Linked DNA regions of Mus musculus: all the other regions are linked to region 4. The links are chromatin loops, found by intact Hi-C in ENCODE. Cell type or tissue: heart. All regions are shown on one strand. Links, peaks and the distances in the headings refer to the core of each region. The heading gives the core; the rest is flanking DNA. Region 1 has its middle 30 kb from the start of Hspb3. Region 2 holds the start of Ndufs4 (NADH:ubiquinone oxidoreductase core subunit S4). Region 3 holds the start of Gm31276 (a long non-coding RNA gene). Region 4 holds the start of Arl15 (ADP-ribosylation factor-like 15). Region 5 overlaps Arl15 (ADP-ribosylation factor-like 15). Region 6 overlaps Arl15 (ADP-ribosylation factor-like 15). Region 7 overlaps Ndufs4 (NADH:ubiquinone oxidoreductase core subunit S4).

Region 1 (4,360 bases), core at 237-4,236, 100 kb after region 4:
AGTAGCTGGGAGCTTTACATCTTACAAAAGTTGGAGGTGGGGGCGGGGGAGGAGAGAATATGAATCTGAGTCTGGAATTGGCTTTTGAAACGTCAAAGCCCACCCCCTTGTGACACACCTCCTCCAACAAAGCCACACCTCCAAATCCTTCCCAACCCTTTCCACCACATAGGGACCAAGTGTTGAAATAAATGAGTCTGTATGGGCCATTCTTATTCAAGCCACCACAGGTGTATTGTTGTTTCCAAGGCAGTGAAGGCAGAATATACCCAGTGTTAACAGTACCCAGAAAGACATAATGAAATTACAAACCACTAAACATGTCTCCCAAAAATGAAAGGGATAATGATACTCAGATAGATCGGAAGAAAGATCATTAGGTTATTTATTAATTTCCAGCAACTTCGTGGGGGGGTTGGGGGGTGGAGCTGATCAAGAGAAATGCTCCTTCCACTACCAACACTCAAAAATTTGGAATGAAATTATTTGAGTGCTGGGTAATAATGATGTTAAAGGGAACAGAGGTGGGGGCAATGGAATCTACGTACAAGCAAAGAGAACATGGGGGTCATACTAAAGTACTCTGAGGGATTTAAATACAGTATATGTATATACACACACACATATCATTTTTTTTATTGACCTGAAAATAAAGTTCTAAAAGAATAGAAAGAAAATGTGATTTCCAATCCAGCCGGAGGACAAAAACAATTCAAACAGAATGAAAGAAACGGTACCTATCAGACTGTAACAATGGGTACTGTTTATCTCTCAGTACCCATGGGGAATTGGATCTAGGACCTTTGGCAGTTACCCCTTGTGGATGCTCAAGTCTCTTCTTATAAAATAGACTTGCATTTAATCTACATATACAATTTGCATATAACCCACACATTTCCTCCCATGTATTTTAGACTATCTCTAGGTTTCTTTTTTTTTTTTTTCTTTTTTCTTTCTTTCTTTTTTTTTTCTGAGTCAGGGTTTCTCTGGCTGTCCTGGAACTCACTCTGTAGACCAGGCTGGCCTCAAACTCAGAAATCCACCTGCCTCTGCCTCCCCAGTGCTGGGATCAAAGGCGTGCGCCATCACTGCCCAGCAATTTTTTATCTATTATTACTTGAATCCATGATGCTAATTCCACAGATAAAGATGACTGTAATAAGAATGGAGGCCTGTTCCATGTAAGGATGAGGACACCTATCAATTCTCAGTAGTGGTCCACTCAGAGAAACAGTGGACCTAGGTTACATAGTTTCAAAAGACTTAAACCCTCTCTATGATTCTATCTATCTATCTATCTATCTATCTATCTATCTATCTATCTATCTATCTATCGATCGCATTCCTGCTCAGAGGCCAAAGGCCATTATCTGTCTCCCTGTCACACTTTACCCGGTTCATTTAAAGCAAGGTCTCACGCTAAACTCGAAGCCTGGTGTTCCAGCGAGGCTGCTAGGCAGAAAGCTTCTGGGATCTGCCGTTCTGCTCCCTCCTCCCCCAATGTTGTGGTTGTATGTATAGCCCTGCCAGTTGGTTTGTTTTTTTTAATAAGGGTGTTGGGGATTCAAATTCAAGTCTTCATGCTTATAGAATAGAAACGCTAACCCACTGAACCATTTTCTCAGCCTCCGTAATGTCTTTCTTAAAAGATTAGAATAAATATATGTATCTCCTAGTTAAATCTCAGGGTAAGCACATAGATGTGCATCGTTCTATAATTTGTTGATGCATCATAAAACATTTGAAAAGTCTCAGAGTAAACAAAACCCGAGGGGAACTATCTGGTTCTGAACTCTCTCTCTCAGGAAGAGCCGCCTAATGTTTCTTTGCACATCATGGCGAAAATTCCAGAGGTCATATTCATGAAGATGTTGGGGAAACTAGATATGGGGGAAGAAGTCAACTGGCTTTCAAAGTTGAATATCTTCTTACTCCTGTCATTAACTGTTTAAAACTCAGTAAGGCAACCGTAGACAAGGCCAGTACTAGGAAGTCAAGGTCTAGGGGATTTCTTTGTGCTGTGGTCTGTTTATAGTGCCCTCTAGTGGTAGCTCAGCAGAGCGCTAAAGTGGCACCCGGGATGACAGCTAATTTGTATTTATTTTAGAACATAAAAACAAACATGAGTTCAACTCCGTTTTCATAATTAAGGAATATCCACAGTGCTTGGAGCTTCAGTTTTATGTTCATTCGCCTTCTGCAAGACAAAGAGTGTGTTCTTTCCTTTTAAATGTGTCGCATTGTGTAGATACATTCTACTGAAATGGTAGGTTAAATCTGTACAAGAAAAATGTTATCAATATAATACTCCAGAAATGCCATACTTCATGAGAATTCCTTGGAGATTCTTCAGTGCGCGGGGAAACACTGAAATAATATGAATTGGTTCTGATCCTATATTAATCAGAATTGTGGTACTTCCTATATTAATCAGAATTGTGGTATAGGTAGTCAACCTATACCCAGATTCTCCCTCATTGTTTCTTTTCTTTAAAGCTTGGTCTTAATCTCCTCTGACCTTAATACCTTCTCGGACAGTGGTTATTAACTGGGGGGTACATACTTAACCTATTAATGTAAAGAATTATAATATGTAGCTATTTAGGGCTCACCCAAGACTTGCTTCAGTAGATGTATGTGTGTACATATGTATATGTGTATATGTGTATGTGAGTATGTGTATATGTGTGTATGTATATATGTGTGTATGTGTGTATGTATATATGTGTGTATGTGTGTATATGTGTGTATGTGAGTATGTGTATGTGTGTGTATATATATGCATATATGTGTATGTATGTGTGTATATATGTGTATGTATGTGTGTGTATATGTGTGTATATATGTATGTATGTGTGAGTGTGTGTATATGTGTGTATATATGTATGTATGTGTGAGTGTGTGTTTATGTGTGTATATATGTGTATATGTGTATGTATGAGTGTGTGTATATGTGTATGTGTGAGTGTGTGTATATGTGTATATATGTGTGCATGTGTGTGTATGTGTGCATGTGTGTGTGGTTGACAACAGTTGTCTTCCTCTGTCACCCCTCCCCTTTGTATTTTTTGAGGTATAGTTTCACATGGAATCAGGAGCTCGCTAATTGATTAGACAAGCCTGACTCTATGTCACTCCCCTGGTACCACAACTACAGATATGCCACTATCCCCAACTTTTACATGGGTTTTAGAGATCTGAACTCCAGCTCTCATGTTTGTAGCCAGCATGTCACTGACATCACTGGCTGAGTCCTCTCCCTGAGCCCTCTTGCTGCTGGTCATCATATAGTACTGGCACAACCTTATTATATGCTCAGAACATTTTTGGTGTAGCATATGTGCCAAGCCTCAAGATTGTGCTATGTAATATATATATATATAATTTTGGGATGGGTGTGTGTGTGTGAAGATATAACATGTGCTGGCTTTGAAAACCTATCACCATTGTCCTTACAAACCTTTTGTCTTAAAGTACTGGCCTTGTGTTCATCTTGCAGATACCAAAATCCTTTTCTTGGCTGCATAGGTGCCGAAGGAGCACTCAGGCATTCCGGAAGTCAGCAATGACCAAGTCTCAGCTGTAGATCCGTGGTGCTCCTCCTCACACTGTCCTTCTGGCTCTCCTCTCATGGACAGGACAGTTTGTTCCGCAAGTAACTACTGTCGCCAAACACTGTTCAATATAGGGACCTCAAGAGCAGGAAGAGGTTGCTTCCTGCAGGTAGCACGATGCAATCTGGTGCCAGGAAGCGCTTCTGTTGTGCTGACAGGCTGAGCCTCCGGATAGTAACTCATTATTGCTAAAGTCTACCCGAGGCTCCTTCTCAGCTTCCAGAGGAGCAAAGCGAAGACTGCCTCATTGCTCCTATGTGAGTGGCTGGGCACACACTATGGCTTTGCTCACATCACCAGACATCGTCTGTTCTTGCTGCAAGTTAGCAATCTGATTAAGATTTCTGGTTAAAGTGCTATCAATGCGACCTCTTGTTCCTTAGACGTGACTTGTTGTATGTTGATTACTGTGTATGACATGGAAAGATGGAAAGATGTGGAGACTTTGACATTTCCCCAGTTCTTTCTGACCTCCCCCAGGCAGGGAGAGTGATACAGACAGGATGGGGGTTAGAGGATTCTGAGAGGGAAAATGCAGGTTAGGGGATTAAGGAGGGGGAGGGAGAAGTCAGGTTGGATTTGTGAAATGTAAAACAGGACACTTGGCAGCAAGCATCTTGTCCTCTTCCCTCACAAGATGCTTCTAAGTTTGTCCTTGCTTCTGAAAAATCAGTGTCGTTGCTAGGACGTGCTTACTCATAATAAAGGTGTGAGTTTTATTGAATTTAAATTTATAGAAAAAATAT
Region 2 (4,360 bases), core at 186-4,185, 590 kb before region 4:
GACCGTGGTATACATTTAGGTAAAAAGTGAGAATCAAATTATATAGCTTGGTAATTATTGTAAGTAAAAAGAAAAATCTTTATTTGGTCAATATTTATTGCAGAATTTAAAAGACAAATTTTTCCTGGAGGTAAGAAAAGCCACTAGGAAATTGATCTTCGGGGCTGGAGAGAGGGCTCAGCAGTTGAGAATTCAGCTGTTCTCGCAGTCTTGGGTTCAATTCTCAGCACCCACACGGCAGCTCACAACAGTCTATAAAACCAATTCCAAGGGATCTGACACCCTCACACAGGCATACATGCAGGCAAAAACATCAGTGCATGCACAATAAAATTAAATAAGCCATAAAAAATGAAATCAATCTTATTTCTCAAAGGATTTTTGCTCTTGCCTCCCTGGTCATATTATAGAACTTCCACAAACGGCTACAACGTACAAAATGCAAAGCAGAAGTAAAAGAAGCCTGGAAATTCATACAGAAATTTCTAGGGTGAGATTGAAATTGGAGGTTAGAAAGAGCCTCCCAGTGAAGGGGACATGTGAGAAAATTATAGGAGGAAGGACAGAGACAGAGAGCAGGGGCAAGGGAAAGAGGAGATCACTGGGAGAAGAGTATTCCAGATGCTAGAAAAGCATCCTGGGCCTAGAGAATGTCCAAGGTAAAGTCTTTCAGACCGAATCATGCCTGGTATATTGGGAAATATCTATTGGGTTTAGAGTATAGCAACTGACGGAGAACAGAGTAAGTTCTAACAGAGTAAGTGAGTAAAGTCAGGAGTCTTTTTCCCTTCCAGTGTTAGGCCTGAACTCAGGCATATGTCCACGATAAGCCAATGCCATACCACTGAGCTACATCTTCGTCCCTACATTGGCCTTAAAAAATATTATAATAAGGTGTCTGGCTTTTCCGAGGATGAGCTGAGCTAGAAAAGGTGTTTAGTAGAAAAGAGGGGAATGTGTGACTTCTGACCCCATAGTTTTGATTGCTGAGCTGAAGCAGATTGGGCAAATGCAAACATCCCTGCAGAGGGGGACTGTGGTTTGGATCAGAGTCCTACTAGGAGAGGCAGGGAACATAATCAAATTCTAAATACATTTCAAAGATGGAGGCAAAAAGAGCAACCAAGGACCACCCTAAGAGGCTCCGCTAGACAGCTCAGTGGTAAAGTACTTGCCACCAAACCTATGACATTAGTTAGAATGAGAAAACTGACTGTTGAAAGCTGTTCTCTGACCTCCACATGTGCCGTGGCACCCATTTGTATGCATACATACATAAATAAGTACATTAAGAAAGAATCATGACAGGTATTGTGAATACCCAGGCCAACGCTATATCAATATGAAAACTAATGTTCTCCCATCAGTGTTGGGGTATCGTTTGAGAAACAACGTTGAAGACATTAGTGGATGAAAAGGTCTGTGAATACTCTGGAGGCTGAAGAAGGAGGGTGGTAAGTTGAAGTCTAGCCTGGATAACATCGAGAGATACTGTCTCTTACAAGAAACAAAGAAGCTAGGAATGTAGATCAGTGATGAACTGCACACCTGTCCCTGGATTTGACATCGCAGACTTGGAAACAAAAAGAAAAGAAAAGAAAAGGTTTGTTGAAGCACTGAGGAGCCAGGTGCGATTAGATAGGACACTTAAACCTGGTTATCGTTTATAATCTTTGCTTTTTGTTACTTTTAATGGCCATTGGAATGGAATGGGTGACAAATGGAAGGGATGATGGAGATAGGAAGAATAATCAAGATGGCTCCGCCCCTTTTCCGGGTGGGGCGCGGGGGGGGGGGCGAGGTGTTTGCTTGGTAGTTCCAGTGACAACCTTCCATACTCTACCCTCAACCTCAAATCAAAGGCTTATAAGAGCAGATCACCAAGCCTTTGGTACCTGTATGCTAGGTAGGCAAGCACTCTACCAACTGAGCTACATCCCCAGCCCCCACTAGATTTCATGTAAATCCATATGGTCTTTCTTTCTTTCTTCCTTTTTTTTTTTTTGCGAGGCTAGCTTTTTAGTGTGGAAAATATGATTATTATAACTACAGACCATCAAACTGAGTGCAGCCTGTTCTGAAGGCTTGCAAACGGAATCTGGCAACACTTTGGGAAAGTACTACTTTAGTTTCTCAAAGACTCAAGAAGCCCTCCGGCTCTTCCAGTGGGCCCAGCCTCAGATATTCCGAGTTCTTTGAAAAATTATGAGTTACAGGTGTTTACATTTTTCGAAGCGTTTTCTTTTGGGCTTCTCAGCCTCAATGTAAATGACCAACCTTACTAACAAGGATTACTTTCTATAGAGGCATCATTTGCATTCACTGAGTCCTTTCATCCATTTCCCTCTTTAGTTCTTTCAGCTAGAACTTTAATTTCTTTTCTAGGTCCTCAATCGCAAAAGGAAAACAAACAGAACATGCCTCTGTTTCACTGCGGCCGCATTGCTTTGAGAACGGAGGAAGTGAGTCCCTAGCGGGGATCCGTACTCGCATCCTGGCGTTTGCCTACAGGAAGATGGCGGCGGTCTCAATGTCAGTGTCGCTGAGACAGGCGATGTTGGGGCGAAGGGCAATGGCTACAGCTGCCGTTTCCGTCTGTAGAGTTCCATCCAGGTAACATAACTGTCAGCCTTGTCGAGCTATTCATTCAGGGTTCCCAGGTCGCTCCACTTTGGGGGAGGCTGGGCCGGCTGGGCCCCGGAGGCGGCCTTGGGAACGCGTCCTCCCTTGACCCTTCCTCGGGATGCGGGGACCGACGCTGGTTTCCGGCGAGGCGCCTGCGGGGCCTGGGGTTCTGCAGCTGCGGACGGGCGAGGGTCTGTGCGGAGGAGCTGTGAACTGGATCGTGGCTCCTGAGAAGGGGAGGAGTCTGGGCGACCTCTCTCCCAATGTCCTACATCCCTTCCGCTTGTCACCTGCTTGCCCCATTCCAGCCTGAAAGGGTAAATCCCTGCTATCCTTTCCCTGGCTTTAGTTAATATCGGCTGGGCTTCCAAACAGAAAGGTTGTTGTATTCATCATTGTGCATAAGAGGAAAACTTCTCAGGACTTCAGAGTTTATAGCAATATCCATCGGAAGGTTACAGCGTACCTGTTTTTTGTCTTTCTAACCAGTGCGTTCCAGTCTTAAGTTCCACCACGGAGCTACGCTCTCAGGCAGCAAGGTGGCTTTTATTTTGATTTGTTTACTTCGTTTGTTTGTTTGAGACAGATCACACTATGTAGCCCTAGATGCCGGAAGGTTTCTTGTGGTGACTGCCCCCTCCCTTCCCCCCCGCCCCCCTCCGCAGCATTGCTCTATTTTACGTAGTCTCTGTTTTCCTGGGTGTATAAGATACTGGGTTTTATCACTTGTTTCGAAGTTTGCTCCTGTGAAGAGTGGCCTTGTATTGACAGCTGCATGCTGTGGAGACTACATTCAATGTTCACAGTGAGGATGGGTCTGTAAGGGGTGGGAAGAATGTGGTACAAAAAAAAAAAAAAAAAAAAAAAAAAAGGAAAAGTCTGGCACACTGGTACAAGCCTTTAATGCCAGCCAGCTCTGGGGAGGCAGAACCAGAGGCGGCTGGATCTCTGTGAGTTCCAGGACAGCCAGAGCTACTTAGAGAGACCCTGTCTCAAACAAGACCAAACCATTAAATACCTTTAAGAAAGAAAAAGGGAACTAGTATCTATCAAAATGCTTGTTAAATTAGTGTTAAGCTCAATACAGAGGGAATACAGAGTTAAAGTGAGCTGGTTGGAACTTTTGGAGACAAATTTTGATGCAGTTTTAAGTAGTGGTTGTTTTGTGGGAAAGAAAAGGTTGCCCTTAGTAAAGTCAGGAGATTTGTAAAAGGCCTCAGGGACTGGGGATAGAGTTGAGTTGGTACAGAGAGTGCCTAGAGTTCATGATGTACTGGCTTCAGTCTCCAGCACCTAATAAAACGTTCCTCGGGCACATAAACTCTAATCCCAGCACTCCAGAGTTGCAGAAAGGGTGGGGCGGGGGCTTTTCTGCAGACAGTAGTAGAGCACTATATCTATCTATCTATCTATCTATCTATCTATCTATCTGTAAATAGATATATATATGCGTGTGTGTGTATATATATATATATATATATATATATATATATAGAGAGAGAGAGAGAGAGCGCAGTCACTGGAAAATAAATACTGTAATACTGGTGGAAAGTAAAAGATAAATTTGTAATAAAGTGTTTTACACATGAGGAACTTGGGAAAAACCAAATTGTTCTCTAAGATAAAATACTCCAGTGATTACTTTATGCTGACCTAGTTTAGACCTTTCCCACTTACACATTATGGAGATTAATTTACATAATGTAATACTAATGTGCTCATTATAGAACTTGAA
Region 3 (4,360 bases), core at 239-4,238, 56 kb after region 4:
GAAACCATAGAAAACATTGACAGAATTGTGAAAGAAAACACAAAAAGCAAAAAGCTCCTAACCCAAAACATCCAGGAAATCCAGGACACAGTGAGAAGACCAAACCTAAGGATAATAGGTATAGAAGAGAGTGAAGATTCCCAACTTAAAGGGCCAGTAAATATCTTCAACAAAATTATAGAAGAAAACTTTCCTAACCTAAAGAAAGAGATGCCCTTGAACTGTCTGTTTTTTTTTTCCCATTAAATTGGAGTTGATCTTATATGAGCAATGAGAAATGCAAGAATGATCAGACTAAGTTACAAAAGATCTTGAAATCTATCTTTTTATTCAATGTCATGAATACAGTAATCCCATCTCAAGCAGGAAGTGTGCCATTCTTAGAATTTGAGTACATTTGATGACTATTCTCAGACTTGGATTCATGGAGGTCATGAAATTCAAATTTACAGGCACATCAACTCCTTTAACTAAATCTCAAGTGGAATATTCTCTGTGTCCCTCTGTCTGCCCCTTATCACTATGTAACTTATAGAGTGAAAGATCTATGTATATCACATATAAACCATTTTGAAGAGATTTTTCTGGTATTTTGCTTTCTGATTTGCTGGTGTTGCATGTAGCAAAGGAGAATCAAGTACTTGGGCTGTATGGAATGGGGAGATGTGTGCTAACAGGGTCCCTATAGATAATTTAAGAGCCTTATTTAGAAAATAAAAACACAATGAAAACAGTAAAGTGAATGGAGGTAGACTGTTAAAGTCCTCTTTCAGGCCAGCAAAATGGCTCAGTGGATAAAGACAGCCCCAAGCCTGGTGACCTAAATTCAATACCTGGGCCCCGTGTGCCATGTGGTGGAAGGAAAGAATGAGCTCCTACAAGTTGTCCCCTGACCTCCACCTGCACACTGTGTCACATGTGTGTGTGTGCATATACAAGACAAACGTAATCTAAAATTGTTAAGATGTCTTTTTTCCAAAACTTTTCTTTGTTATCTTACTTATAGATCCCTAGTCCACCAGTACTTTATCTACACAACCTCAGCTCTTCTATATCTTCCAAAATCAGCAAATGTCCGGTATTGATCTGTTTTTCCTCTTCCCTTGCTAATTGAGCTTTCATTTTCTCTCCTCAATTAGCTCAGGGGTTTTTTTTTTTTTCTTGCCAAAAAAAAAAAAAAAATGCCATTCTGTAATGTTTAGAGTCTTGTAACATTTGTAGGCTCACTGCGGGCCATGTCTTACTGTCGATGTGCAATTTGTGGGTTAGAGACATGATGTTGGTGATGATGATGATGATGATGGTGATGGTGATGGTGATGGTGATGATGATGTTGATGGTGATGGTGATGATGGTGATGGTGATGATGATGATGATGATGATGATGGTGATAGTGATGGTGATGATGATGATGATGATGATGATAAACAAACTCCCTGCTTCATGGAGTCTTGAGAAGCCTGTTCCAAGTCAAACATGAAACCCAGGCAACAGAGGCATCCTAGCAGGCTGGCTTCTGGGAGCTCTGCAGAGGGACTAGAGAGGAGAAGGTTCTAGTTAGCATGGAAAGACCACTTTTAAGTAAGTGGCGAAGTTTTGAAGAGATTTTTCTGATATTTTACTTTCTGGTTTTCTGATGTGGTATTCAGGGAAACTGCCAAGTCTTTGGAGTTATCTGGCATGGGGGAGATATGTACTAACAGGGTTCCCATAGGGCAGGGTCATATTTCTTCCCATGAAGCCTTATGTAGCAGGTTAAGCAAACAGGTGCCATTAGAGGTGTGTAACTCAGTTTTCTCACTTACCAAACCTGTAAGAACCTGAAGTATTTTTTAAGTCAATATTAAATTTCCCCTGAACAGTATCTACAGGGTTCATCAAATCAACTTATTTTCTCAAGTGAAAATACCTTGGGTTTATTTATTTATTTATTTCACTCTAAAAGTATTGGTTTCAGAGTCAAACCTATAAGGAAATATAGACTTACTAGCCATCTGGGAGAAGCTATTTGAAATTTCATTTTCTCCCCATAAAATGTATCTGGGGGAGTATTACACTGTCAGATTTTGAGGAATACATGCAACTCAACATCCAAACGATCTGGCAGACTTTAATGCTGTTCGCAGCGAGATGTTGCCATCTTTCCCCTCGTCTGGGTTAACATTAATTCAGAAATACCCAAGGCTCCTACCCATAGGAATGCCGTGGTGTCAAGGAATCCAATGCTGCCTGGGCCTGGCATACTGTACCCTAGGCAGAAATGTTGATCCATCAGTTGGATCAACTTTGTTGGCAAAGTACTGGACAGGACATAATAATGGCTATTATAGTCCCCTATCTCTAGAAACATATCAAATATACACAAACCTACAAAACTGGATCCATTCATCTGGATTAGTCTTTTTTTTTTGTACTACATCCATCTGGATTAGTCTTTTTTTGTTTGTTTGTTTGTTTTTCGAGACAGGGTTTCTCTGTATAGCCCTGGCTGTCCTGGAACTCACTTTGTAGACCAGGCTGGCCTCAAACTCAGAAATCTGCCTGCCTCTGCCTCCCAAGTGCTGGGATCAAAGGTGTGCGCCACCACAGCCCAGCTGGATTAGTCTTATACAAGCCTTGTGCTTCCCAGTGTCTAAATCTCAGAGCTCTGGCACCTGACAGAAAATGATTTCCTATCCAGACTCTTTACCGATAATGTGAGTATCTTATGTACACTCACAAGGCCTTGCTTATTTATATATAAATGTGAGTATATAGCATAAGGAATAAACACATACAAGTTTCTTAAAGCTGTGCCTTCAAAGTGAAAGGCTACATGATATTTTAAAAGCTATAGATACAAGATCTGGATTATCACATGTACAGTAATTATGTACCAATTTTTTTTTATTAAGTCACCATGGTGGAAGAACCTAAAGTTCATTGATCAATCTGATGGGCTGATTGACTTATTGCCCCTCGGTGACTTTGGAGCAGTCACTATCACCTACGGCATGCAACAGTGTGCTATGACTTTCATGGCCCCTCTAGGCAGGCAAACTCTCCCATGTTCTGGAATTTTAAAGTAGCTGAGCCGTCAATCACCCAGTTAGTTGCCTCTCACATTCTTCTGCTTTTCAGACCAGTTTTTTCCCAAGCAGATAATGTATCTTTTTTTTTAAAATGACAAATCCATATCTGAGAAAGAGATGTTCCTTTTCCACCCCTGTCCCCACTAAGGCCTGTCCAATATGGCCAGGCGACAACTATATGGCCTTCAGGAAAAGTTTTGATTGGCAAAGTTGGTGTTCTTCAATTCAAACCCATTGTTTGTGGGTACCGCTAATATTCTACATACGCCATCCAACAGCAACGCTTTATTTTCTGCCTGATCTGCGGCTGTATTAGATTTCTCCGTCTTAGCTTTGTGCTAAGTAGAAGCCCACCTCATCAACTCGCTTCTACCTCTGTTGGTCTGCCAGCAGCGATTGTTTATACCACCCAAGGGCTGCCCCGGGGTCTCTGGGCCATTCTTTTGTAGGAAGGGCGATGGAAACTGCCTCTCTTGATTTTCTTTTCACCCTGGCTCTCGCTACTTCTCTGCATCTGAATGGGGGATGTTACTTACTGTGGACTGCTAGGTAAGCCTAGGTTTCCTCTCCGTCGAACCAGTTGACCCTTTTTCCGAGAGGTTATTGCTTAGCCTCCAGATGAGGAGTGTTTGTTGAGAGACGAAAATATCAACAGCCGACTTGGAAGTACCTTGCGGGTAAGGAGGCAGATTTCTTTACTCTTCCTCAGTGCAGGGTCCTCTAGGACCCTGAATTCTTCATAGAGGCAAGACTGTGCTTTAAAACCCCAACAAAAGAGACAGCATGCTTACCTCAGACCAAGATGGCAGGGAGGCGAGTCCAGTGAACAGTGACTGCCTCAGACACAACCACGTGTTTCTCGGGACACTTAACCTGCCTCGCCTCAGCCTGTTCACTGCAACTGGGACGCTTCCGATGTTACTCGTAACAACGCTAGGTCTCCCGCTATCCTCTGCTAAGGCAGAGGAGCAGCCACACAAGATCCGCCAGTTTTGGTCTTCATATTTTTTCTCTTGGGACCAACGGGTACCAGGAGCAGATGTGGCTTCAGGTGTGACTGTGGGAATTGCTGTGCCAAACGTTTTCCTCTGTCTTCCCGTTAAATCCTCCCTGCCCAGGTATGTCATCCACTTGGGTGGTGGCCACCCCCGACGGTTTCAAGGTAGAATAGATGTAAGGGGAAGCTTGTTGCTTTAGGGAATGCAGCTCCTCTCTCAGTTCTAAAATAAGACCTGGCGGATGTTTGTTAGGAACTTGGCTCTTAACTCTTCAAAGGGAGGAAGGCAGCT
Region 4 (4,360 bases), core at 136-4,135:
TTTACGGGACAGTTAGCTTCAAGGCACTTGGGAATTATTGAAAGCACACTGAAGTGGCCAAACAATGATTTTATACGAAAGCCAAAAAAAGGTGTTAGGGAAACAGGTAAAACAGATGGGCCAAGTCAAAGTGAAACCCAGGGCCCAGTGACAATGACCTAAACTCCCAGGGTAACCTTATACCTACAAATATTCATCCATCTACTCTGAACCCATGTCTACATGGCAGGTGACCTGAGCAATCTGCAATGCTGTTTTCCCTCAGGTCTTTTAGTGGGCCTGCTACCTCAAAGACAGCTATGTGCTGAAGTACTACAACAGTCTCAGCAGATCATGAGAATCCACCCCACCCCACCCCCCACCCCCCGCCCCGAATACCTCTCCGAATCACTAAGTATCCAAAATTAGCAGTACAGGTAAGATGCCCTATACTTTCTTCTTATTTGGTAATTTTTTTTTCTCAGCAAACTGGCGTTTTGTGGGGCAGATTACAAGACATAGCCATAGCATGATATGGGTAAACTACAAATCAACCAACCATTTAACTTTCAAAATAGCCTCCTGGACATATTTGAGAATCATCAACCTACAAGGACGCTTAAAGAATGTTCACAGATAGCCCACCTAACCTGGCGCAGCGATAACACCCCTTTATGACAAAGATAGAAGTCACTGCCATGAATACATAGACAGCAAAACCAAAATTCAACTGAGACTCTGACTTCGGCTCTGTTCTCAAGGTCGCGCACTAACTGGTCTCCATCCTTGCCAGTTTCTACACACCTGAATAAACCCTCATACACTGGTAACGTTACAACGCAGCCCTCTCTTTCTTGGTCTGGAAAGTATTCGGTCTTTCTCCGTACAGCCTTAAGTGTAATTCCTAGAAGGCACTGACAAATCTCTGCTAGGCCAATCTGCAGTGGAAAAACCATGTGTCCTACAGGATGACAGAAGGGCCAACACTTCTAACCCTCTACTTCAGCACTGCATGGCAACAGCCGTTCGTTCTGACACCATCCACGCAGAAAATGGGCAGGATCGAACACGGTTCATGTCAAAAAGGATCTGCTTGACCACAAACAGGCAGCTCTGTGGAAATACAATTTCTGGAACGAAAACACGAGGCTTGCACAATTCTAGAAACACGTCTAAGTGTTCCGTTCCAGCGCTGTGCTAAAAAAACTTTTCCTACCTAAACTTCCCAGCACGGGGCTGATCTCAAACCGATTGCCAAACCATGCACACCATGCACAAAAGCGGCGTGCACCACAACCACAGCCGCGGGGCAATGCCTGTCCCTGCCCAATCCTGCTCAGGCCGGGTTGCAATGTGGTTTAGTCCAGTCTACTTTCTGGTAATGTGTTTTTAAAATCCCGCCACGACCCAGGTCATTCCTTTAGAGATCTAATAACGACCAAATGACCGGACCTGCCAGGCACTTAGCGAGCCATTCTGCTTATGGCTCTTTAATAGCTCTTGGAGTTCTGCTAAGAGGAGAGCGGAAAACTCCAGCTTCCCCGGAAAGAAAGTCCTGCGCCGGGAGCGCGGAGAGGCGCGCGGAGCGTGGCCCCATCTCCCGCAGTCCCGCCGGTCCCCTCCGCGCCTTTACCTGTCAGCCCGTCCTCTCCCCCCGCCGCCGCCCCTCAGAGCCAGCCCCGGGAGAAAGCAACCCAAGGCATCCCATCCCAAAGAAAGAAAGCCGAGAGGCTGCTGCTCCAGGCAGGGGGCCATGGGCCACCGCGAGATCCGAGAGGCGACATGCCGCCGGCGCCCCGCACCTACCAGATAATCCATGTACAGAAACGCCTCAGTTATCCGGAGATCAGACATCCGGCAGCCTAAAGCATCCGGAATGGCTCCGAACCCGGAAAAAAAAAAAAAGCAGCAGCGTCTCGGGCTGCCAGCGAGCAGCTCCTGAAAAAGCCAGCAACAGCGAAGATCGCCGAGAGCAGCCGAGGAGCCGAAGATTACACCAGGGAAGCGACGATTGGCTGGGAGGGCGGGCCGAGGAAAAGGAGCGCGCTCATTGGCCGGAGTGTCTATAAAAGGCAGTCCCCCCGGTGGAGGGCAGCAGAGAAGCGCGGGACCCGGGACGGTGCTGGTTCCTGTTTGCTGGGGGAGGGGCGGGCGGAAACGCGCTGCGGCCCCGGGAGGCCGACTCTCAGCCTCTAGTCCGCTCGAGACCCGGCAAGCAGCCTGCCTGAGATTGAAGAGCAGCGGCGGCGGCGTCCCCGCCCACCCCTCCTTAAGAAAGCAGCCCAGGGCGGTGGGAGGCAGTTGCCCCGAGCGCCTTCCTGTGGCCTTGAAACGCCCTGGACCTGCGGATTAGAAGGGCAGACACCTTAAAGAAGGCAAACTGTGCAGTACTGGGGACTGCATTGACCCTCCAGGGTGTGGGTGTCTGCTACGGCGGACAACTTGAACTTGACCTTCCTGCGGCTCAGCACCAGTGCAGTCCAGACTAGGAACCTAGAGACTCACAAGTAAATTGATCACCCCAAACATTGAAGGAGACAGGCATCTGATCTTTGCATGCTTAATCCAATGTACCTGAATAGAATGAGCGGTGGGATTGTGAAAGTCCTCTAAAGGACCCAAGTAATACTGTTTGTGAACCTTATCTTAGGAAAAACAGAGCCGGTGCACTTGAGACTTGTGCGTTTCCTAAATTAAAAAAAAAAAAAAGAAAAAAAGAAAAAAAAAAGCAAGCCGGGCGGTGGTGGCGCACGCCTTTAATCCCAGCACTTGGGAGGCAGAGGCAGGTGGATTTCTGAGTTCGAGGCCAGCCTGGTCTACAGAACGAATTCCAGGACAGCCAGGGCTACACAGAGAAATCCAGAGAAACCCTGTCTCAAAAAAACAAACAAACAAACTTGGGGCCCGGGCAGTGGTGGTGCACGCCTTTGATCCCAGCACTTGGGAGGCAGAGAGGCAGGCGGATTTCTGAGTTCGAGGCCAGCCTGGTCTACAGAGTGAGTTCCAGGACAGCCAGAGAAATACAGAGAAACCCTGTCTCGAAAAACCAAAAAATAAAAAATAGAAAAATTTTAAAATTTTTTTAAAAAAGAATTACTTGGAATTGAGTGAAAATGGGAGTCAAGCGAGATAAAGACAACGGTCAGTTCTGGATTTTTTTTCTTTCACCTCCAAGATTCAGGCTAGAAAGGACAGTCAAGGCAAAGGTGAGACAAGATAAGCATGCCATTTGGAGTTGGGTATGGAGAGGAGTAAAATATAGAATGGCAAGAAAATAAAAATCAAAATTGAATCTACTGGCTTAGTGCAACTGAGACTTACTAACCCTGGAGTAAAACAAAACAAAACAGAACAACTCCTTTTAAGAAGTTATTACTTAAACACATATATCTTGAAAATTATATCAATAAAGGCCAGCTCTGTCTGTACACGTGTATTCAAAAATGAATATTAAAAGGGTGCCATATCTTTTGTACCAGTAATTCCATTTCTAGAAATTCTTAGGATAAGAGCTGTGGACAGTGTTCTAAGTGAACATTTCCTGCAATGATTATAGTAGAATTTTGTCGGCCTGGTGGTACCTTTAATCCCAGCAAAGATACAGGCAGATCCCTGAGTTGGAGACCACCTGCAAGGCTACACAGAGAAGAAACCTTGTCTCGGAAAAAGAAGAGGAGGAGTCTCCTATGATTTGTTAACACAGCACACTTACACAATAAAACTTTATACAGCTGTTAAACATTTATGAAGTTTCATAATGTAGTGAAGTTTATAGTGAACTCATACTCTTTCCTCGGATGTCACATGTCAAAGGAGTATTCTGAATGATAGAATTTGGAACACTAAGTTGCAAAAGTACTATTCTGTTAGTTCTTGCCAAACACTGCCCTCTTTTAAGGTGGTGACTAAAGTTTCCCTCCATTTCTCTCTGTCCCTACACACACATACACACACACACACACACACACACACACACACACTTTTTGTGTGAGTCTTCAGAAAACAAATATCATTAAAAGTTTACCCCAGGGCAGTGAAAATAGTTGTTAGACAAAACTATATAGTTCATTATAGAAAACCAAAATATTTACCCTAAATTTACACATAATCAGGTTCTGCGCACCCCCCCCACACACACACACACACACACTTATGAGTCATGTGACTAGATCTAATCTCTGAAATGCTTTCCTCAGATACAAAATGAGGAAAGATGGCTTTCAGGGTAATTAGAGGACTTTGATTGTATACATACACGTGTACAGACAAAGCTGGCCTTTATTGATATAAATTTCAAGATATATGTGTTTAAGTAATATCTTCTTGAAAGGAGTTGTTTGTTTTGTTTTGTTTTGTTTTACTCCAGGGTTAGTAAGTCTCA
Region 5 (4,360 bases), core at 290-4,289, 56 kb before region 4:
ATAAAAATGTTGACAATGCTTTTAGAAAATGTTAGTTAGTTAGCTAGTTAGTTAGTTAGTTAGTTAGTTAGTTGGTTTTGAGGCAGAGTCTCTTGTAGACCATGCTGGCCTAGAACTCAGCATGTAACTGCAGTGAGCTTGAGCTGACCATCCTACCTCCACACCACAAATGCTGGATTATAGGTACCCAGCACATTCAGCAGGAAACCATTTTCTAAATCCTATCAATTCTCTCTTTAAATCAAGTCTAATAATCCCTTTCACTTTGTAGGTATCCTTAAAGTCAATTTCTAGCTAGGCCTGAGGCCACTGCTCTACTATCCCAGCTACTTTGGGAGACTGAGATAAGAGGGTCCCAAGTTCAAATCCTGCCTGGGGTAGAGTGAGTACAGAGGTGACTTGGTGGAATGGCATCTCAAAATAAGGGGCAAAAAGAGGGCCAGGGGCACTGCTCAGTAAGAGTGTTTATCTAGCATGTGGAAGGAGAGGGGAGGGACAGACAGACACACACACATGCACCAATTTCTTATCTCACTTTTCTTTCCGGGGCCTCATCATTGTTCGAGAGGAGGTTACTCTATGGCAGACACCAGAGAAGGCGCTGTACACGAGCGGAGTACCTCATCTAATCCACGCACTTCTGTGGACAAAGGTGCATCATGTCCTTGTTGTATAAGGAAGAAAACGGAAACTGAGATGAACTAAGTCTTAGTCACTGGCTGAACAGAATCCACCTTACATAATCCACGGAGTGCTCTTTCAGACGCTCGCGTCACTTGCTGTCTAAAGAATGCAGTCTTAACTTCTGCAGACTTCAGCACAAGGTGCATGCTGGGAAGGAGACCCATCCTCCATTTCACCCCCTCCTTGGAACTCTTCAGCTATCTCAGCCTCTCTTCCCATAAACCCATCCAGTGCCTTCCTTCCTGGACTCTTCCTGAACCCAGTTCTAACTCTCAGCGCCCTCCCTCCTGTGACTGACTTATCCCACGACTGTAACCTCCCCCAAAATAGCAGAAATGATTCCAATGCCAGATAAGGGTCATATATGCTATAAGCAATCTCCGGGGGCGGAGGATGGGGGGGGGGGCGGGAAGGATGTTATCACAAACTAGCTTCAAAAAGATGGGAAGTGTTCCAAACAAACATTTCCCATCATTCTCAGAATCAAAGCTAAACTCCTCATAACGACAAGACACTACCCTCATTGTCCACATCCACATGTCCTCTGCCCCTCCCCTCTTTCCCTTGCCCCCTAGTTTCTCCAGCCATACTTGGCTGTTTCCCTGACTGAGCCAGCTCTCTTAGTTTCAGAATCTGGGCTGTCTTCTCTGCCCAGCCTACTTACTGATTCCCACCCGGTAAATTCCTCCCCAAGACTTATTAAGCACTACAAGTCTTACGAACACCTGATATCCCTGTGTGGGCTTATTGATTTGCTAACTGTGGGTCTTCCCTTCTAGAAGAAGACATCAATAGGGGTGGGGTTTGCACGACTCCTAAGAAGGAAGGTATCTTTCACACACCAGGTGCAACATAAATAGTTGCAAAATAGCTCAAAGGCTTGAGTTTGCCTTGCTCCGCTCTGAATCCTATTAACGAGAGATGAAAAAGGCAGGAGGAGATGGAGAAAATGTAATACAGGAGTTAGAAGGGAAAAAATGAAAGGGTTCCTATCTCTACTCTCAGTAAAATAATTTCCGAGAAAGCCTAAGAGGAGAAGAAGAATGTAGATGTGGGCAGGGAAATATTTTTCAAGAATAGTGATAATAAGTCCGAGGAGACAGCTCAGAGGGCAAAGGCACATGCCACTAAGGAAGGTGACCCGAGTTCAATCTTCAGAACCAACATAGTGGAAAGAAATAATCAACTCTCCTGCAGCCTGGCCTCTGACCTCGACACACAGACCTGTGACGTGTGCATGCACAAATATGCGAACTCATTCATGCCTGCAAGCACGTACAAAATAAACATGCTTAAAGATGTTAGACAATAAAAGAAAGGAAGCCGTAGAGGTGAAGAAGGGACTCCCCTGTTGTTTAAGAGGTTCCCGAAATTCCTGAGGCATAGCAGAGGACATTAGAGCACAAGAACAGGGGATGGGTTTCTGTCAGGCAGCCTGGAACAATCAATGGCTGGGACTAGCATTTACATCTCCTGGGGCGTGGGAAGTGTGGACAATGCCTGGGCAAGGAGCCAAGTTGAGCGGGGAAATGCATGCATCAGGTACAATTGGGAGAACTGGTCGACCTGAAAGAGCCCGGCTTTTCAAAACCCAGTTAAAAGTAAAGAGCTAAAGAGCGTCAACAACCTGATTCTGCAGTCTGATGTGGGAGGAACAAGATCATGAAGGCTCTGGAGGGTATGCAGGGGAAGGCCTATGAGGGAGAAGACAGTAGGAAGAACTGGGGATGTGAGGAGGAGGGCTCATAAGGCTCACAGATAAGGAGCTGCCTCCAGTGATAGCAGGAACACTGAAGATGAGAGGCAAGGGTACGAGGTGCAAAACAGGCAGAGTCAACTGGGAGTTCCTCTCTAGCAGGCATCTGTAGTGAGGACAAGCCAGCTCTGAAGAGATGGAGAATTACAAACAGGCACAAAAGGATACAAAGGTAGTCTTGCACTGTTAGGTAACTTTGCTTAAAGTTTGTTTTCAACCCAGCCCTATACTAAATTAAATCACGTTTTCAACATACTAAGCACGACTCAGAGAGCCTAAAGAAAACCTAATACTGTGAATCAGACAAGAACTAAGGAAAAGGTTCAGTTAGGGCGGTCAAGATGGCTCAGAGGGAAATTGCTTGCCCTCCAGAGCTCATAGCAAAATACAAAGAGAACTGACTACACACACACACACACACAAAAGCATGCGCACACACCCTGAATAATTTTTTTAAATTGTCCAATAATGTATTTTGAAATGGCTATCAACACCCTTCTCCTAATCTAAGGAAGAAGGATGGAGCCAAGAAAATTCAGACTTTATATTCTGAATGCTATACTATTTACAAGCCCTAAGGTGCCAACCTCTGTTGCACACTAAAATCACTTGGGGAACATTACAAACCCCCAACACTGAAACATTACAAAACCCCAAGTACAAACCCCCAACACTGAGTTACTTGGCTAACCTAGGGGTGAAGAAGGCTCGCCCTCAGCCTTGTATCTGTCCCCCTTCCCTTTCTCACTGCGGGGATGGCACCTGGTATCTCAGATGTGTTACGACGCTCTGTACCCAAGCCGTGAATGTATTCATTACAAACCTGCGCCACCGCCTTTACCTAGCCACCAGTCTTTGTCACCCATGTGATTCCAATCCCAGGCACGGTTGACACACTGACGCAGAACACAGCTCCTAAGCATACTCTACATAAGGCACAAATTCATGGAAGAAAAGTCAGGCCCACAAAACTGTTTGATGAATAAATTAAAAACGGTCATCTAGAATGTACTCAGAGATATGCAATACTATCAGCCCATTGAAGATAGATAATGTTCTGCACTACAGACCTAGCATTGAGGGCTACCTGGATAAATGACACAACACTGTGTTAAACTTGTGAATGCACGTAACATGCTGGAAAAAAAAAATTCAACACTACTCCAGGCGAAAGATTTGCTGGGGAATTGAGTAGAATTCCCCAACTGTGGAAAGTTCTTCCATTTCCCCCATTGAGCTACTTTGTTGGCTCGGTTCATTTCTTCAGAGCCTTTCAGTTGCAAAAGCGCATCCAGAAGTTTTGAAGTCAAAGTTTGCAGACTTCTTTTTAGAAGGAATGCATTTGCTGCTCTTGACACTTGTTTCTAAGTTGCCTTCCGAGCTTTGATCAGCAGGTGGTTAATAAGGACACTACCCATATTCCAAAGGACCAGACTTCAGTGTAGACACAAGTGGTTTCTCTGCCAAGGTAGGAGAAAAGATGGAAAAACTAATTTTAAAGGTACAGTAGATTACACCATTGAGACAAAGGAGGGGCTTGTTTAAAAGTAGGGCACATTATAAATGCATATGTCAGCTTAAGATATCAATGGGGTTCTTGTTTATCCAAGTTAGCAGATCTTTCTGAAATTTCCTGAATCTTTTAAGATCATTAATGGGGGCTGGGTGGGGGATGGGTGGGGGCTATGATTGGGATGCAATGTGAATAAAAAGATAAATAAATTCTGGAAAGATAAAACAGGATTGTCATTTGTTACTTAAAATGTGCAGTACAGTACCACTGTAAGAAAATGGAACTTATGGCTTGGAGCTCTGAGCCCGGCTCCTTTTGCTTCAAACTTAGAGAAGTAGGGTTTGTGCAGATAACCTAAGTGAGTTGTCAAATGAGAGGTTTGCTGAGTGTAACACAGAATTTGTGTA
Region 6 (4,360 bases), core at 206-4,205, 71 kb before region 4:
AGGGCTACACAAAGAAACCCTATCTTGAAAAAAGCAAAAAGGGAGAAAGGAAAAAAATGAGCAGTTGTTCCCATCCCGCTGGGTTTTAGTTAATTCCAGATGTAGTCAAGTTGACTACCAAGAGTAGCAAGTCAGGTTAACCAAGAATATCCGGAACCAGGACACAACAGCTATCCCAAATAATCCACTAAATTATGTTTTCTTAACTGAGCAAATATGCTCTAAGTGCTTAGAAACACCAATTAATACTAATAGACACAATTCAGGTGATTATTAACCCAACTCCCACGTATTAAAATTGCTCTCAATCCACACCTATGAAAAGACAATGCTCTTCACGAGATCCGCAAAGACCTTGGAAGGTTAGCGTCAATGCCTCAGGTACCCCTTTGGTTGACTTTGTAGGCTAATGTCAAAAGAATTTAATTCTATACAAGTTTCTCTAAACGACATAGGATAAAAAAAATTCGGCTTTATACATAACACTTTAAAACATAATAACATGGGAAAGCACTTAAAATAGACTGAAAAATAGTTAGACGCTATTGAGTAATGGGTTCAGTTATGTTTTTAGAACACAAACAGACCAAGATTTATGGAAGCATACATTTATTGTTTGAGAGGAGAAATTATATATTAACAGAAAAAGGAGTGGCAGATTTTTTTTTTACCATTTGAAAGTTATATGCAATTTTAATTAAAAATAATTAAATAGGAAAAAAAATTAAAAGTATTATGAACATAATTATTTCTCCTAAATGAAAATAATTCAACTTAATTCACAAGGATATCAAAAGATTGAGTCACAAGTAGAAATGGTCTATCTGTTTTTAAAATCGGAAGACATCTTTATCAAAGAAATTCAATGTCTAACTCCCACAGACCTGGGTGGCATAGAAACCTTCTCCATCACAATTAACCATTGGCAGGACAGAGATTACAGTCCACTTTCTACTGTCTGCCTGGATGAAAGAGTATTCGTTTGCTAACCCTTAAATTCTGGAATCTATGAAGGGTTGAACTACCATCATAGCGATATCTTCTGGCCTTGAACTTGGAATCTTTGTACATCAGCTCCCAGCACAGCAGCTTAATGAACGCAGGGCTTCAAGATCTAGCTTCAGTCTGCTCAACTAGACGTGAAGAACTAAATAGTCAGTGGTACTGACGCACAGCAGCCACCAGGGGGCACACCCTCCCACCTGGAACTTGAGCACCAGCTACCAAAACAATAATAAGTTATACTTCAAAAACGATTTCTTTCTGAGCACAAAAGATCTCCAAGTCAGCTTAAACTGCCAGACAGAGCTAAGACAATTCTCTGGGGGTCACACTTACTATGAAATCCTACTTCATGATGTGTCGGTGTCTCCTCCTGATCACAAAGCTGGCCGGCACCCACTACGACACCTTCTCTTTGTGCAATTGAAACGCTCTCATCTCGTAACCCATCTTAAGCCTACCATTATCACCTAGGTCTCGTATGACTCTGCCACCTCCTATCAGTCGGCCAAATTGCCTCAAGAAAACAGAACTGGTGAACCCTTTGTTAACAGGCAGGACAAACTTAACACTAAAGGTCAGAATGAGTAATGCATGGCGTGTGGCCCAGTTTGAGTGGCACTGAAGTTTTGAACTCACATGATATGGGAAACATCTGGTTCAACAGACTTCTTTAAGAGATATTCTGGCCTTCTCTTGGTATTTATTACTTCCCAACTTCTCTATCTATGAAGACAGAATGTCTATCTGGGATTTTATCATGCCCATATGTATTTCTAAAAACATGAAAATGAATTATAAAATAAGAAGACAGCCCCACAAATAAGAGGGCAAATATAGTCCCACAAATTAAGCTGACTCTTAAAACAAATTCTAATTGGATCTACATTTTAAATGCAATGAAATAAAATGAAGTCACAAGAGTGTTAGCATATATTTAAAGTAGTGGTAGTTTATAAAGTAGGATTTTCATTTAAAAAAGATTTATGTAGTTTATTTTTATGTATGGCGTGTTGCATGCATGTATATATGTGTGTGCATCATGTTCATGCAGTTCCAGGGGAGGCCACAAGAGGGCATCAGATTCCCTGGAACTGGAGTTATGGACCCTTTGTGTGCTGTCCTGTGGGTTTTAGGAGCTGTACTAGGTCCTCTGCAGGAAAAATCAAGAGCTCTTAAAAGCTGAGCCATCTCTCCATCCTTGAAATTGGTACATTCTTCTGGGTGAGGACCAGGATTCAAAGGAGAGTCCTGACTACTCTTCCCAAATCATTACTCTGCTAATCCTTGCTATCACGGTCATCACTTTATCCCTGAGTTTAACAACGTGGGAAGGCAAGAGGAAGCACCCTGATATTTGGTTGGCTAGAGCTAACCTCAGCCCCGGGGCTAGTGACCCTTTGCTTTCCAGAGGCCAACACGCTCAGCTTCAAACTCTGAGCTGAAAAACACTTCACCCCAGGACTGGTTTTACAATACACAACAACAAAAGACAACAGGGTGGGGTGGGGGGTCAAAGAAGGAAGGAGGACACTGCCAGGTGGTATCCCCAAAGCCCCTGACTTCTGAAACAAACGGGGAATAGAAAACCTAAGGCTGACTGGTGTGCAGTCACTTTCCCCAGTGAGGGCTGCAACGGGCACTAGAGGTCACTGGCATCTCAGAGTTGTTACAAATTCATATTCGTTAGCAGTTCTTACTCAAGAACTTCACCCTGACATTAAGCCAACCTCACAGACTAAGCGCCACTTCAAAGAACAAGAAAATCCTTGAGTACGTGTTAAAGTGCTTTCCAAATCACTCTCAAGGAAATCAGGTCTCTGGGACAAAGCAGAAAATCAAGGGTATTTCGTGGGCGGAACAGGTATTCTTAGAGACATCACACTGGATCTGAACTTCATCCGCAGCATTGACCCAGTTCAAATATCACCTCGATAGTCACAGGTTTGTATGTAACTAATAAAAAAAAATCTCTTTTCCACACAAATGTTAGCATAGCTAAGCAAATAAAATTGTGCCATCAGCCTTCTTCCCACAGTTACTGACAAGGTATTTTGGGCAGCAAGAGGTTCTTCTTCTAGACGAGGGGGGGGAGGCGCTCTGAATACACAGCCCAGTGGGGAAAACTCGGCCTTATCTGCATGCAGTTAAATGTGACCATTTGTTTATGTTCTGAAGTCTGAGAACAGAAATGGATGGGCATTTGAGATAGTTTCCTTAAACAAGACCGGCAGACTATTGTTGTCCTTCTTCCTTCCTGGAGTCTGAAACATGGGCATCTCGAGCTCGAGAGGCTGCTCGGGACAAGAAGGTTCTAGCAAGCACTGCAAAAGGAGAAGCAACAAGAGACAAGGCTGGGTTCCTGAAAGACCACACACACCTCTGAGTGCGCCTTCCAAGCCTGTCGCTAACTGACGCAACACCCCCAGCCCTTGGTGCTTTGCCATTCCGAAGCCACTAAATGATCTCAATAGGTACCACCAGATGCTCACATTTTAGACTTACCTTAAATTTATTTTATACTGGCAATATACAGAGAACACATACACACAGAGAGGAACACTTCCAAAATTAGAAGGCACCAAAAAGTCCACACTGAGGTCCACTGGGCATCCTTTATCCACACTCACTCAACGCTTTACTCTCATCCTGTTCTAGAGCCCCCAACACACACTGCATTGCAAGTGTTTGGTATAGGTGTGCCACCTGCCACAATTACAGCACTAGTAAGTGTCTAGTCTGCTATCACAGCCTTAATGCCTACAACAGGCTACTGGAAAATACTTGCAGACCATGGTCGCTTCCTTTCCGTGGCTCTGGTTAAGATCCTGATCAATAATAACAACAGAAGGAGAGGGTGAGTTTGACATAGGCACTTCCAGGTCACAATCCATCGCGGAGGGAAGTCAAGGCTACCCTGATGCGGGAGCTCGAAGCAGAAGGCACAGAGGAAGGCTGCCTGCTGGCTCGAACGCAGGCTCAAGCTTAGTTAACCTTCCAACAGAACCCAGGGCCACCTAATAAGGGTGGTGATGTCCAGGATGCTTACTTACCTTTGTAACATAACCCAGGGCCATCTGACTAAGGATGCTGCTGTCCAGTGTTTAAGGGCCCCTTTATGGACTAATTCACAACCAAGGTGGTCCCGCACAAATTCTGTCACAGGCCAGTGTGGTTTAGGCAATGACCCAACCGAAGCCTCTTCTCTCAGACGACCGCAGGCTGTGCCCTTAAGACAACTAAGACTGACCTGGACCAAGCAAACAAATGAAAGCGGGTTCTTAGCAAGGAAGGGTTTCTTACGATCTGAATCTTCTCAAAGGCGCTGTGTCACTGAGCCCAGACAGAGGAACAAGCC
Region 7 (4,360 bases), core at 275-4,274, 580 kb before region 4:
CACCGCTTTAGAACCATCACTCCAGTGAACAGAGAAAAAGAACTTCAGGGTTCGCTCTGGCAAATACCCATTGTTTCCTCTCTGGTGTGGTTTTGGGATTACCTAAGGTTGGGGCCAGGAACAGAAAGAGAAAGTAAGTAGTGGGTTCTACAATCTCTGAGCATTCCTTTTCTTTTCTGTTACTTGGAGCAGGTTACTACAGAGTGCTTGTTTCTTTTGTCAGCTTTGTGATGCTTAGGCTTGGAGCGTGGAGGTGGGGTGGGTAAGGTAGATTCAGGGCTGCAGCTTTGCCTCTTCTGATCCTGTCCAGATTCTCCTCCTTCTCTCTCTCCCTCTCCCTCCTCCTCCTCTCTTTCCTCTTCTTCCTCCTCCTCCTCCTCTCTTTCCTCTTCTTCCTCCTCCTCCTCCTCTCTTCCCTCCTCCTCCTCCTCCTCCCCTCCCCACATTCAATGGGAGAGACAAGTTGAGTGTGTTTACTAGAAGTTGCCTTGGATCCGCTGTCCTTGGCTGAATTATCTTAAAAGCTAATTATAATATTTCTTTCATTTTAGCATACCCGAATGGACTTAAATGATCTAAATTACCTTAAAAAGTCTTCATATCTTCAACTTTTTACGCAGTTGTTTCTCAACTCTAATGGGCAGATAGGAGGACTTCACATGCTAGAGTCTGGGAAATGTAATTCAGAGTGTATGCTCAGATCTTCCCTAGAGCTGGAGTTACAGGCAGCTGTGAGCCACCTGACCCAGGTGCACTACCACTGCGCCATTTCACTAGCCAATCTCTCTCTCCTCTCTCTCCTCTCTCTTTTCTCTCTTCTCTCTCCTCTCTCTTCTCTCTCTTCTCTCTCTCAGACGTACTGCCTATGCTGGTTTGAATTCCTAATCTTTCTGCCTCTACCCACCCAGTGCCGGGATTAGAGGTGTGTCCCACCATGTCCAGCTATGTTTTGTAGGTTTTTAAAAGACAATTATTACTATTTTGTTCTTGTATAAATGCTGGCATGCACGGCCACAGGATGCATGCAGTGATCAGAGGACAGTTTTCAGGAGTTGATTCTCTTCTGTTTCCACCTTGTTGAGGCATGAAGAACAGATTTCTGCTGTCGTACTTCATATTCTAGGCTAGCTATCCCTCAAGCTTTTGGGAGATTCTCCTGTCTTCCTTCTCATGTTGCCACAAAAGTGCTGGGCTTACAGATGCCTGTCTCTCCTCCTGTGGTTTTAGTTTTTGTTTGTGTTTGTTTTGAGAGAGTGTGTCACTGTATTGCCCTGGCTAGTGTGGAGTCACTGAGATCTGCCTGCCTCTTCCTCTCATGTGCTAGAATTAGAGGCCTACACCACCATACCAGACTTCCAAATGTGTGATGTTGTTTTGTTTTGTTTTGTTTGTATTGTTTGTTTAAAGACAAGCTTTGACAGGTTTTTATTAAAGAAAAGCTTGCACGGTTTGCTTTTCACCAGACTGCTCTGGTACTGGTACCACAGTCACCTGCGTCCGTGAGAACCAGTCTGTAATATCCTTGCTACTAGACGGATGGACACCAGTTTTGGCCAACATGTTACAGCGTTCTGTTTGGATTTTCTTCAAACTGGAAAGGGTGGTTCGATTCACTTTGCCCTGTCTGATCATCTCTGAAGTCCGCTTGTATACCAACCAGCACAGCACGGAGTTTTTACTTCTCGTAGCAACTTGATTGACTCCAGAGAGTTTTTCATCTTCTTTGTGGCCACTATCTTCCTGCCTTAGATGCAGGACAGCCTCCACACAACAGCAGAGATAGCGAAGGAATAAGAAATAAACGCCAAATATGGTTTGTTTGGTTTTACATTGGGTTTTGGGAACTGAACTCAGGCCCTCAGGCTTGTGCAGGAAAGCAGGTTTACTGCCGAGCCATCTCTTTGGCCCCAGCTGCGTCTTAAAAATTGCTTTACATTTTACATATGTATGCACATACATATGGTAGGAAATATAATAGGAAATGAATTCTTATGGACTCACTGTTGAATTTAAGGACTAGAACTTCTGAGTTGGCTAGATGACTGAGTGGGTAAAGAAAGCACTGCTGCACAAGCCAGACAGCCTGAGGTTGGTCCTAAAACTCACATAAAGGTGGGAGGAGAGAGCCAACTGCACAGAGTTGTCCTCTGATATCCACATATGCTCTGCTCTCTCTCTCTCTCTCAAACACGCACACACTAATAAAAATAACTAAAGTACCTTTATTCTTTGTATAGTGCTAGGTTGAATAATGAACTCCTCCAGTTGGGTCCATATGCTAAGCCTTGCAACCTAGTATGTTACCATATAGGAAAAGAATTTTTACATATGTAATTGAGAATCTTGACAATGGAAATTGTTGTGGTGGTTCTAATACTATCACAGTGATTAGAGGAGTATAAAGAGACAATGTAGAGTTGGAAACAGAGGTGGAGTAATGCAGTCATATACCAACAGAAATCTACATTAGGAACAGAGTCTGCCTTAAAGCTTTAGGATGAACTAGGCCTGCTGATATATTGATATTAATTACAATGGAATTAAGACTTCTGACTTCCAGTACTATAAAGAATGAATATATATTGCTTTAGTCTACCAATTGTTTGATAATTTGTTACAGCTTGTATAGGGAGCTAATATTCTTTCTATTATCTACCATGGCTTCTTTCTTTTCCTCCCTCCCTCCCTCCTCATTCTCCTCTCTCTCTCTTACTCACTCACTAGGTATAGGTGCAGTTGTTGAAGCCTACAACGCCTTGTGCATGGTAGACAGTGCACTTCCACTGAGCTCTATCTCCAGCTCTTTACCATGACTTAAAAAAAAATCATTATTTATTCTCTCTTAAAATGACTGATTCAATCTGGCTTCTCTTGGCTTCTGACTGAATTGTTCTGCTTGGCCTCAAACTAATTCTGGCAATCTGTTCTAGTCTTCTGGCTCCTTCTCATTCTCTGGCTCATTCTGCCCTCATAGGAATCCTGTCTCTGTCAAACTGTCCCAGTGCCTTCTCTCCCAGCCACCTTGTACTGTTCTCTTAAGTCACCTCTCTTTCTTGTCTGTTCTTGAGAATTGGGCATATCGTATTTCTGAGTCATTCTGTCAACTAATTCATCACTTTGTCCCTCAGTTAGATTTGACTTTTAAACATGTGTGCTTCCTTCAACAAACTAACTTTACTTTCATTATTTGAGTTTAAAGGCAAGTATCAAGGGCGTGTCTTTATTCCACGTAGTGGGGTTAAAGGTGTGTACCTTAATAAGGGCATGTCTGTATTCCAGCCAGAGCACACAGACCTAGAAGAAGGTCTTTGGATGTGATCCCTTGCCAAAGCACCTTTGTTGCAGGTTTAAAATTCCTCTGCATAGGACCTTCCAGAGACATCTTGATCTCACTGGAGTCGAAACAATGAGATGATGATCACAACCCTTCATCACTCCTCTGCCTTCCCTTCCTAATTACTTTCATTAGAGTCTGAATGGTTTCTGAGCTAGAAACTTGTTTCATTCCTATCTCCTTACTCTTAGGTCTTATTTATTCATCACTAAATTCTTACCTTAAAAACAATTACATATATTTAATTTGTGTATATATGTGGGTGTGAACTTGTACCAAGGTCAGAGGACAACTTGCAGCAGTCAGTTCTTTTCCATCATTTGGGAGGCAGAGATTGAATTTAGGTCATCAGGCATAATGCACATGTCCTTTACCTTTTACCTTTGGAGCCATTTCTCCAGCTCCTAGTCACTAAATTCTAATGCTTATTTGCCTCCAATTTAGCTCCCATTTTCCCCATGATTTCTAGAAACATGTCATTCAGCTTCCAACTGGTCTGCATTTGAATTTATTTGTACTTCAGGTTACATACAGGATGAAGTTCAGACCTCTCAGTGCGTTATGGAATCCTTCATATTCTCTGCTCTCATCTTTTGTTCTTCTGTCCATTCCTGGACATTCATCTCCTCCCCCTTTTTAAAAATAGGAATTAGTTATACAGTCCGGATTGGGTCAAATTTCTTAGTTGCCCAAGCTGACCTCAAATTTACAGTATTCCAGCCTTAGCCTCCCATGTGCTGTGGTAATAGGCAAATGCAACCATACCCAGTGGTATCTGCATTTTTAACACCTTCCACCTGGCCCAACCTATAGGCATGCATTCATACTATTTTGGTGATTCTAAGTTACCTACAATTCCACAGTTCTTCTTTCTTCTATAATTAAAGTTTTGTCTTTCTGCACACTTTCCTTCATCCTTGTCTGAGGCTTCTGTGCCTCTCCTGCCCCACCCCCAACCCCGTTTGCTCACAGAGCTCCTGCTGGTCCCCAGGTAGCAGCTTCGTTACTGATTTGTTCAAACTCAAC

Evidence for each region. Peaks named below come from ENCODE experiments on the same cell type or tissue, not always from the same donor. Only the 100,000 strongest peaks of a DNase experiment are listed, where the experiment ranks them.
Region 1: it touches region 4 in a loop (6-fold over the local background); 18 of 42 quality-filtered maps call a loop at or near these places.
Region 2: it touches region 4 in a loop (3-fold over the local background); 3 of 42 quality-filtered maps call a loop at or near these places.
Region 3: a loop joins it to region 4, with 2.1 times the contacts of the local background. A loop is called at or near these places in 3 of 42 quality-filtered maps.
Region 5: it touches region 4 in a loop (2.4-fold over the local background); 6 of 42 quality-filtered maps call a loop at or near these places.
Region 6: it touches region 4 in a loop (6-fold over the local background); 21 of 42 quality-filtered maps call a loop at or near these places.
Region 7: it touches region 4 in a loop (2.0-fold over the local background); 3 of 42 quality-filtered maps call a loop at or near these places.

The regions. Positions count from the first base shown.
Region 1 is chr13:113,691,247-113,695,606 of GRCm38, reverse strand. No RefSeq gene overlaps it. Among named protein-coding and RNA genes, the nearest start is that of Hspb3, 30 kb to the right of the region's middle. In heart, for the core only: a CTCF peak has its summit at 2,047 (motif pointing left); no DNase peak of the experiment used is centred there; H3K27me3 peaks cover 292 bases.
Region 2 is chr13:114,386,212-114,390,571 of GRCm38, reverse strand. Ndufs4 (NADH:ubiquinone oxidoreductase core subunit S4) reads left to right here and starts at 2,478. Exons shown (of 5, transcript NM_010887.2): 1 at 2,478-2,613. The coding sequence starts at 2,516. In heart, for the core only: a CTCF peak has its summit at 2,508; a DNase peak (open chromatin) is centred at 2,501; H3K4me3 peaks cover 1,855 bases; H3K27ac peaks cover 1,370 bases.
Region 3 is chr13:113,735,794-113,740,153 of GRCm38, reverse strand. It overlaps Gm31276 (a long non-coding RNA gene), which reads right to left and starts at 4,003. Exons shown (of 3, transcript XR_001781061.2): 1 at 3,863-4,003; 2 at 3,608-3,741. In heart, for the core only: no CTCF peak of the experiment used is centred there; no DNase peak of the experiment used is centred there.
Region 4 is chr13:113,792,122-113,796,481 of GRCm38, reverse strand. Arl15 (ADP-ribosylation factor-like 15) reads right to left here and starts at 1,974. Exons shown (of 5, transcript NM_172595.4): 1 at 1,786-1,974. The coding sequence starts at 1,833. In heart, for the core only: a CTCF peak has its summit at 2,069; DNase peaks (open chromatin) are centred at 1,321 and 2,021; H3K4me3 peaks cover 2,395 bases; H3K27ac peaks cover 2,009 bases.
Region 5 is chr13:113,848,667-113,853,026 of GRCm38, reverse strand. The region is part of intron 1 of Arl15 (ADP-ribosylation factor-like 15); the gene reads right to left. Among named protein-coding and RNA genes, the nearest start is that of Arl15, 56 kb to the right of the region's middle. In heart, for the core only: no CTCF peak of the experiment used is centred there; a DNase peak (open chromatin) is centred at 2,176.
Region 6 is chr13:113,862,819-113,867,178 of GRCm38, reverse strand. All of the region lies in intron 1 of Arl15 (ADP-ribosylation factor-like 15), which reads right to left. Among named protein-coding and RNA genes, the nearest start is that of Arl15, 70 kb to the right of the region's middle. In heart, for the core only: CTCF peaks have their summits at 1,191 (motif pointing right) and 2,062 (motif pointing right); no DNase peak of the experiment used is centred there; H3K27ac peaks cover 465 bases.
Region 7 is chr13:114,372,462-114,376,821 of GRCm38, reverse strand. All of the region lies in intron 1 of Ndufs4 (NADH:ubiquinone oxidoreductase core subunit S4), which reads left to right. Among named protein-coding and RNA genes, the nearest start is that of Ndufs4, 13 kb to the left of the region's middle. In heart, for the core only: no CTCF peak of the experiment used is centred there; no DNase peak of the experiment used is centred there.